3 separate regions of the Homo sapiens genome follow, and all the other regions are linked to region 3. Evidence: chromatin contacts called from ENCODE Hi-C or POLR2A ChIA-PET data. All regions are on one chromosome and are shown on one strand. The core of a region is the stretch at or near the end of the contact, and the rest is flanking DNA. Distances in the headings are between cores, read along the strand shown. Region 1 overlaps ZCCHC14 (zinc finger CCHC-type containing 14). Region 2 holds the start of C16orf95-DT (C16orf95 divergent transcript). Region 3 holds the start of BANP (BTG3 associated nuclear protein).

What was found. Hi-C counts contacts between places; a loop is a spot of excess contacts on that map. ChIA-PET counts read pairs that join two places held with the same protein, here RNA polymerase II (POLR2A). Pooled maps may share reads with other maps.
Region 1: a loop to region 3 is called in a pooled map, with 4 times the contacts of the local background. The contact joins the enhancer-like site here to the promoter of BANP in region 3. A Hi-C loop is called at or near these places in 2 of 168 maps with a recorded cell type or tissue (CD4-positive, alpha-beta T cell and naive thymus-derived CD4-positive, alpha-beta T cell), 11 of 37 single-sample maps with no recorded cell type and 16 of 50 pooled maps. POLR2A ChIA-PET finds 5 or more read pairs at or near these places in 3 of 52 experiments (K562, MCF 10A and WTC11).
Region 2: a loop to region 3 is called in a map of CD4-positive, alpha-beta T cell, with 3 times the contacts of the local background. The contact joins the promoter of C16orf95-DT here to the promoter of BANP in region 3. A Hi-C loop is called at or near these places in 2 of 168 maps with a recorded cell type or tissue (CD4-positive, alpha-beta T cell and naive thymus-derived CD4-positive, alpha-beta T cell), 5 of 37 single-sample maps with no recorded cell type and 12 of 50 pooled maps. POLR2A ChIA-PET finds 5 or more read pairs at or near these places in 2 of 52 experiments (CD4-positive, alpha-beta T cell and activated naive CD4-positive, alpha-beta T cell).

What each region holds. Positions count from the first base shown.
Region 1 is chr16:87,406,313-87,409,012 of GRCh38, reverse strand. ZCCHC14 (zinc finger CCHC-type containing 14) reads left to right here. Exons shown (of 13, transcript NM_015144.3): 13 at 1-2,700. Among named protein-coding and RNA genes, the nearest start is that of MAP1LC3B, 15 kb to the right of the region's middle. RefSeq lists enhancers at 872-1,311, 632-1,831. Within about 2 kb of position 1,257, at least 8 of the 41 ENCODE cell types and tissues checked have a DNase peak (open chromatin) inside an H3K27ac peak, as active enhancers do.
Region 2 is chr16:87,316,182-87,318,881 of GRCh38, reverse strand. It overlaps C16orf95-DT (C16orf95 divergent transcript), which reads right to left and starts at 1,373. Exons shown (of 2, transcript NR_135180.1): 1 at 1,160-1,373; 2 at 839-1,025. C16orf95 (chromosome 16 open reading frame 95) reads left to right here and starts at 1,490. Exons shown (of 7, transcript NM_001195124.3): 1 at 1,490-1,791. The coding sequence starts at 1,640. RefSeq lists an enhancer at 1,463-1,912.
Region 3 is chr16:87,950,020-87,952,719 of GRCh38, reverse strand. It overlaps BANP (BTG3 associated nuclear protein), which reads right to left and starts at 1,286. Exons shown (of 14, transcript NM_001386991.1): 1 at 1,205-1,286. RefSeq lists silencers at 791-890, 911-970, 1,001-1,120, 1,131-1,430 and enhancers at 719-1,361, 1,621-1,930.

The DNA.
Region 1 (2,700 bases), core at 8-2,507, 540 kb after region 3:
AATGAAAGCCTTTTGTCTGAAATTTACGGACTTAAATCTTCAAGGTTAAAGGGAATTTTCTGCTCAAATAATACTCTTATCGAAAATGCTAAAGTCTTCAATGTTAAAATACTGATTGGTAAAATCTTGCAGTTGGGATTTTGCAGTTGGATATTTATTTTAAAAAAAATTATAATATTCAGACTATTCTTAAAATGGGACAATCAGCCTCATGAAAAATTGATGTAAATCAGAAGAATACCCTAGAATGAGGCCTTGTGATGTGAGCGTTCAATTTGAAGAGCAGTTCCTAACTTCATAGAAACTAAAGCAGAAAGTTGTTACATTTTTTTTATGACAGGCTTTTAGTAGAATTTTTTAGTTTTATTTTAGTTGAATTTTATTTCTATGCAATGCAGAATTAACAGACCTCTTCTCCTCATGGTACACAGTATTACAGTGTTGAAGTAATGGTGATGCTTATTACAACAGCTATTTAGGGGAATGTTACGTTGATCTCTTAAATTGTAAACACTACAAAATGTCAAAATAATGAGAACTGACACAACTTTGCCTTAAAGAGTACTAGACTGGACCTTCTCATATTACGTTTAAGGAAGACTTAGAGTGTTCATTGATGTTTACGATTTTAATATTTCTGAAGGCCATTACAGTGGCCTGGATATGTGCTGAAAGCCAAACTTTTAAATTTTTTGGTTTTTTTAAGCAAAGAAATATTTTAAATAAATCCTATTTCAACACTGAAATTGTTGAAAACCGTCTCATAACAAAAGGAAAAAACATTGGAATTTTTGTTTTAGTGGTCAGTATAGGGGAATGAAAGCGTCTGTTGTTACCCACGTAACTATTTTGATAAGTATTAGAGGTTAACCTTAAATCCAGCAAAACATTAAAACAGAAACTTTTCAACTTGGAGCCTGCCATTCAGCGTTGAGGTAGATGAGTTCCGACACTGTCACGGCTGTGTTCCCAGCAGCGAAGGCCTCTGCGGAGCTGCCAGTCGTCTTGAACGTGCATGGGCGGCGTGTGACATCTCCAGGGAGGCCGTCCGAAGTCGAGAATCGTCAGCTGTAAGTAGGAGCTACACAGCGCAGAGAAAATGGAACCACCCATCCGTGAGGCCTCTTTCCGGAGGGAGCCGCACACTTGGACTTGAGAGTTTGCCAGCAGCGAGCTCGGATGCATCTCTCCAAAAGCCACCAAGGTCGGCGCGTCTGAAGAGCGTTTTGCGGTCATCAGACTTCCTCATCTGAAAACACAGAACATACTGACCCTTTCAAGTACTTAGTCATTTTCCTGAAAGTGTGGTCTGTTTCAGAATGCTGTGGCAACCAGGTAGGTGTGGCACTGGCCATGTGCCACGTCTTTGCCCTTTGTAGTCTGTCAGATATTAAAGTTTCTAACCCTGTTTTTTTAATCTCCAAGAATGGGGAAAGTGGAATGTAGAGATGGAAGCAGAACGTGATGTTTGGATACAACAGCTATTTAATCCTTTTTTATTTTTTAAGCAAAACACTCAGTTTTCTACCTTATTTTCTAATGTTGATTTCATGGTAATACTGACAGTTGGAAGTGTTTAACATAAAAACTCATTGCTAAAGAGCACTGAGGAAATGGGAGCTAGCGCACTTGTAATAAAAATAAAGACAAAATATTTTCTTGAATGCATATATGTGATTGGGTATTTTAAAAACCAGTATCATCTGTCATCTCCAAAAGATTACAGGAGTCAGCTTGTTAATACAGTAGTGTTAGTAGGTTCTGTATTTTTAATTCAGTACTTAGAATTCTAGGTCCTTTATTGCCCAAAGTCAGCACAGTTAGTTTATACCACAGACTCTGTCTTGGGGCACAGTAGTGGGGCGGGGTAGTGACTTTGCCTAAACATCACCCAGCTGGAACAGAGGCTGAGCGGGGCTTTAGGCACTTGCCAGATGGGAACTGGGTTGCACCCTCCTTGCTCCCTGTCATTTTCTTGTCACTCTTCCTGCTTCCCAGTGTTTTATTTTATGCCTTGCTCGTTGTACATCATGATGACTGATGGTCTTCAAGGTTGTGAGGAAAGCCGTCTCCCTGCTTGACTCGACTGCTGTCCCAGAGGAGAGTCCTGTGCGACCTGAGCGGGGGTGGCTGCCATTTCCAGCATGCAGGTGACTTCCAAAGAATGAGTCAGGTGGCACTGAAAGCCATGGGTTCTGAAGAGGCGAATTTGTTGAAAAGTCCCAAGGGTCTGAATGAAAGCATCTTTAATCAACACTCAACACTCGCAATATTCTAGAAAACCATATACTGTGCTGGTTGAGGCCAAAGGTTAACATTGCTCCACTGTTCACCAAGGAAGGGGGCAGTGGCCATCCGCCGCGGCCTCACGTGCGTTGTAACAAGCCCTCATCACATGTGTGAGTCTTACGTGCACAAAAAGAGAAGGCTTTGGTACTGAAACTGGACACCTTGTGTACTCGATACCTTCACAGCTTCTATTGGACATATTTTCTTTTTAGGAATGAAGGAAAATTCTCCCATTTTTGAGCCATTCTTTTGTCAATTCTACAAAATTGCATGTAACTTTATAAATATTTTTAAAAGATATAGTTTTGTAAATATTTAATATTCCGCTAATTTGATTTTGAATTGTAAATGTCAAGTATTCTGTTTTTGGGGTTTTTATGTTTTATTATACTTTGTTAAAAAGGACAAATT
Region 2 (2,700 bases), core at 124-2,623, 630 kb after region 3:
CATTTCTCTTGGGTGAGTTGAGGAATTAGTTGGTCATCAGGTATTCATATGTTTAGGTTTTGTAAATACTACCAGTTTGCCAATGTGGTTTTATCAATTTCATGAGCCATGTATGAGGGTTCCAGCTGTGACATCCTCGACAAACTAGGTATTGTCAGTCCTTTTAATTTTAGCCATTCTTGGGTGGGTGAGGGCAGTGAAGAGCTATTCTTGACATGGAATGACAAGACCTAGTGTGCCCGAGGTGAAGGCCTGAGCGTCCAGGGGAGCATGAGCCTGTCTTCTATGCCCTGCTGTGCTATGGCAGTGTTTCAGTGTGCTCTGGAGGAAAACAGCAGAGAAGCCGAGTGCTCCAAAGTGGGCAGAAATGAGACAGGCATAATGTGCTAGGCTAATGGTGACTCTTGGAATTTTGTCATTAGCTACAAAGAGGGCAGTGACATGATTTACACACACACACGGGGTGGGGTATCTGAAATATTAGGCAGCTAGTATGGCAGGGGCACCGTCTAATCAGCATGGATGCTGGCCAGGAGAGGACATGTGTATGTGCTGGCTGGAAACAGTCCTGCTCATAGGTCACGATCTTAATGATTAAATAACAAGGCAAGAAATCCGAGAGGGCAGTGCCTGGGAGCACCCTGTTTGCTCTGTGGCCAGAACGCAGCACACTGAAGTATTGCCCATCAGGGTAAGAGGTGCTCGTGATGGTTTGGGCAAATACAAATATTAATCCAGAGTATTTGAGTCTACATGAAAATACTGAAAAGTGAGGGAAGACCCAACCGTTTCCAAGAAATACAAATTGGAACTGGCGATAACTTAAAGAACATAATCAGAGAGGCAGAGGGCATTGGGTTTTACTAAAATATGAAGACATACGTCCTGTCTCCACGTCAGCAACTGCCCAAAGTACACGCGTTCCAGCGAAAAGAGCGGGTGGGGTGGGGAGGCTCAGGGCCAGCCAGAGCTTCGGTGCTTGCACGCCCAGGCCTCCGGGTGACGACTGCTTCCAATTCCGCGCCCTTTAAACCCCATGTTGTTAAAAAAAAAAAAAAAGAAAGAAAACCTATTTCTCTAAAAGTCACGATTCGAGCCCCACCTGAGGACGCAGCGATCCAGCGCCAACTCATTATCTGAGATAAAGGAGTGATTTTACCAGAAGCGCCTATGCAAGACGCAGGGCCCCGCGCGGGCTGCTCCCACCTCTTTCTCTCCTTGCAGGCTACCGAGACCCTGGCTGGGGCGGCCGGCGGCCCCTCCGGCCCATCCGTCGGAAATGATGAGTGGCTCCAGTGGCCGGGGTCCGCAGGACCTACCCCAGCGGGCATGGCGGGAGCCCCGCAGCCCCACACAGCCGCGCTCTGAGCCGCTGACCCCGCGTCTCTCGTGAGGGACCAATCAGCTGCCAGCTAAGGTCACATACCTAGAAGGCCAATTTTGATTGGCTGGGCGCGGGCTAGTCAGCGGGACGGGCGGGCGCGCGGGCGTTGTTGGGCTCCTCTGAGCGGTTGAGGTTGGGGCTGGGGTTGAGCTCGGGTTGGGTTCCTCCTGGGGCAGGAGGGAAAGGCGGGAGCCAGGGCGTCAGGGCCTGCGGACGATGTGTGTGTGAAAGGGCGCGTCAGCCATAAGAAGCCATATGCGTGCGAGCCGGTCCCCACCGTCCCCGCGGCGTTGTCACCATCATCATGAGGCCACTGGAGCAGCCTCAGGCGCTGCTGCCGGGGGGCCGGGCGCGGGGTGCGTCGGGCTCTGCAGGTTGGCACTCACACCCAGCGCGCAGGATGGCAGGCAAGTGAGTCCTGAATCCTGCCCGCGGCTACCCGACACCTCGCCTGTGAGTTCCCGGCCCGGCATTGCTCCATGACCTATGCACAGGCAGAACTCTTGACCGCCACCCACAGGAACCTCACTTACATTGGCTTAACAAAAACGCAACTGATGGTTCCACATAACTGAAAATGTCAGAAGTAGGCCTTCAGGCATGGATGTATCCAGGTACACATTGACCATGGTCCTGGAAGGTTTCTCTCCATCTCTCAGCTTCCTTCCTTTTTGCTGGCTTCCCTTGTGGAGGCAAGATGATCACCAGGACCTCCTGAGGTTTACATGTTATCAGATTATCAACCTCAACAAAAAGGAGATTCTTTTTTTTCCCAGCTTTCCAGGCTGGGCAGTGGTGAGTTTGGCCCACCTGAACTACAAGGACTGAGATGGCTGTGGCCCCCCCCCTCCCCACCAGGAATATAGCAGTGCTGTCATTACCAGAAGGGGCCTCGGATGCTGTGGAGGGCAGTGCCCCATCCTCTGTTTTCAAGCATTATCTGGGAGAGTTGATGCGTGAACCTATTACTCTCACAAAAATAGCAATAATAATAATGGTTATTATGACAATGAAACCCAAAAACACTTATATCGCTCTTACGGTTTCCACATACAAAGCACTTTGACCCACTACTGTCAGGGAAGCAGGGCTTTGCACCCACTGGAGACGCTTCATCCAGCCAACATTCAAGCAGTTTGTTGGGGAGTGGAACAGGGAAGAGCCACACAGGCTGTGTAACCCCAAGTGCTTTGTCATCCCAGAGACAAAGCACCCGGGTTTTTATAGTGGAAGGAGGTTCATTAATGGACAGTTTGACGATGTTTTTTCTTCAGTATTTCAGTAAGTTGAGGGTGTCTGACAGATCATCCTAGGTG
Region 3 (2,700 bases), core at 37-2,536:
CAGACACGGGAAGTGGACCCACATACAGAATTTTACCGCGTTTTGGTGTTTTCTTCTAGCACTGGATATCTGCGAGCTGCGTGTTAAATGACCAGATCCAGTTTTTATTTGACGTTTCCTGAGCTTACTCAGAACCACTCACTACTCCAAGTTATTTTTCTGTCCCCTAAGAACTTCCAGCTAAAAGTGAACCCTACAACTGCCTCCTCTTATCAATTATTTACTGTAGTGCGAGTTCCAGCATCGCCATCAGGCCCTGGAGTACATTCCTGGGCAGAACAGGCAACTCCAAACAGGGCAATTACCTGTTCCACATCAACAACTGTGTGACCCGGGCCCTCCCCGGTCAGGGTGCAAGCTCGCTACCCTTCAAAGCCCACACTCGCTCCACTTGCTCACAGTTCTTCAGGGATGATGTATTTCTCCAATAGCAAGACAACCCCTACCATCTCATCAGTGAAAAACATCAGTCCTCTATCAAGGCAATCTCTCCAATTTGCTCACACAGTGTGGATGGAATGTCATCTACTTTCTGCATCCTAGGGGGGAAAAAGAAAACGGCCACCTTCCTTAAGGACTAGATCACAGAAATCGCACAAACGTGCTGGGGAGGGGGCACCCCGAGGTCCTCGTTCATCGGGGCCCCTCGGGGGACGGGCTGGGGTCGTCGCCGAGGTCTGCGGTCCCCGAGAGCGCCCCTTGCGTGTGCAAGTCCTGGGCTATGGGGCTCCGGTCCACAGCCACGGAGGAGGCACAAAAACGATGCCTGTCGCTCCCGCCTGGCTGGCAGGAGCGACCCCCTTGGGAGACTTCGGGCCCCAGAGGAGCCCGGGCGCGGTTCTAGGCCTTTCCAGTCTCCCCGCCGTGGCTCCGGGTCCTTCCCGCGGGGCGAGGCCCGGGACAGAGGTCGGGAGCGCGAGGCCCCCGGGCCGGGCTGCGGCAGCCGCGGCTCAACGGACGCCGGGCGCGGTGGGGCCGGGGGTGCGGAAGCGAGGAAGCGGGAGCCCCTCTTCCGGGGCGCGGCCGGGGACGGGGAGCGGGGCCCGGGGGGCGATCGCCCGGCCCGGGCGGTTGGCGGCGGCGGGGCTGCGGCGCGGGCGGCCCGGCGGGCGGGAGGAGGAGGGAGGAGGGAGATCTCGCTCTCGCTCTCGCCCCGCGGGAAGGGGGAGGCGGAGGCGCGACCGGCTGCGGGAGCTGCAATTACCGTGTGGGCTGCGGAATTCTCGTGGTGTTTGTCGGGGAGATGCGATAATGGCGTCCGTCCTCGCGAGAGAAGCCGCCGCTCTGCGCAGGCGCCGCGAGCCCCTCCCCGCGACGCTCGGCCCCCGCCCTCCGCGCAGGCTCACTGGGCGCGCGGGCCCGGGGGCGGGGCACCCCTGTGGCAGTGAGGCCAGCTGCGCGCGCTTTTCCCGCTCGGCCTCCTGGTGAGCATGCGCAGGCGGCCTTCTTCCGCGACGGTACCGGCTTCCCAGGGCTTTTTTCCCCCCGTTTTTCGCCCACGCCCATGGCCTGCGTGAGAACAATCACCTCAGTGGACGGTCTGAGGAATTTGCATCTTCTTTGAGACGGAATGAATACGCATTAGCTCCCTCAACTACTACACCTCCCAGGGTGCCCTGCGCAAGCTGGGAGCCATGCATTCGGGGACTCGTAGTCCCTGCGTCTGGGCCATGCCTGCCGGGACTTGTAGTCTCTCCGGACTCCGGTGGCCCGTCCTGTCCCCGCACCAAGGGTTGCTGGGACTTGTAGTTACGATGTCTCAGGTGGGCTGTGCGCCCCCAGCGGGTCCTACCTGCTGCTGCGGCGGGTCCTGCCCTGAGGTTCCGGAGCGCTTGGTGGCGTTTTCCCTGACATAAGTGGTCAGGGGTCCCCAGTGTCTATCCAGAGGGGCCTGAGTGCACGCGCGCGGGACTTAGCACACGCGGCAGTGATTATGGTCTTAGATAAGTCCTATAGGTAACACATAATATAAATAAGTGATGGCGGCCGGGCACGGTGGATCACGCCTGTAATCTCAGCCCTGTGGGAGGCCAAGGCGGGCGGAACACCTGAGGTAAAGGGTTCGCGACCAGCCTGGCCAACATGGCGAAACCCTGTCTCTACTAAAAATACAAAATTATGCCGGGCGTGGTGGCGGGCGCCTTGTAATCCCAACTACTCGGGAGGCTGAGGCAGGAGAATCGCTTGAGCCCGCGAGTCAGAGGTTGCAGTGAGCCGAGATCGCGCCACTGCACTCCAGCCTGGCGACAGAGCGAGACTCTGTCTCAAAAAAAAAAAAAGTGATGACGTGAATGTGCACACGTAGAATAAATGTGCAAATGTGCGTTTGTGGGTAATCACAGGAAAAAATTCCCAAACCATAGCGCAGTTCCCAGAAATGTCATTCCTGGTTATCTCCCTCTGCTAATCTAGGATTACCTTGCCTTTCATTTTCTTCTTTATACTCGCCTCTGTTTCCTCAATTATTTGCAATGAGCAAGAATGCCTTTGAGCTCCCAAACACAGGGCGAGGCAGCTATTTTCACTGGGAAAAAGAAAATGCTGGCCGGGCGCGGCGGCTCACGCCTGTAATCCCAGCACTTTGGGAGGCCGAGGCGGGTGGATCACGAGGTCAGGAGATCGAGACCATCCTGGCTAACACGGTGAAACCCCGTCTCTACTAAAAATACAAAAAATTAGCCCGGCGCGGTGGCAGGCGCC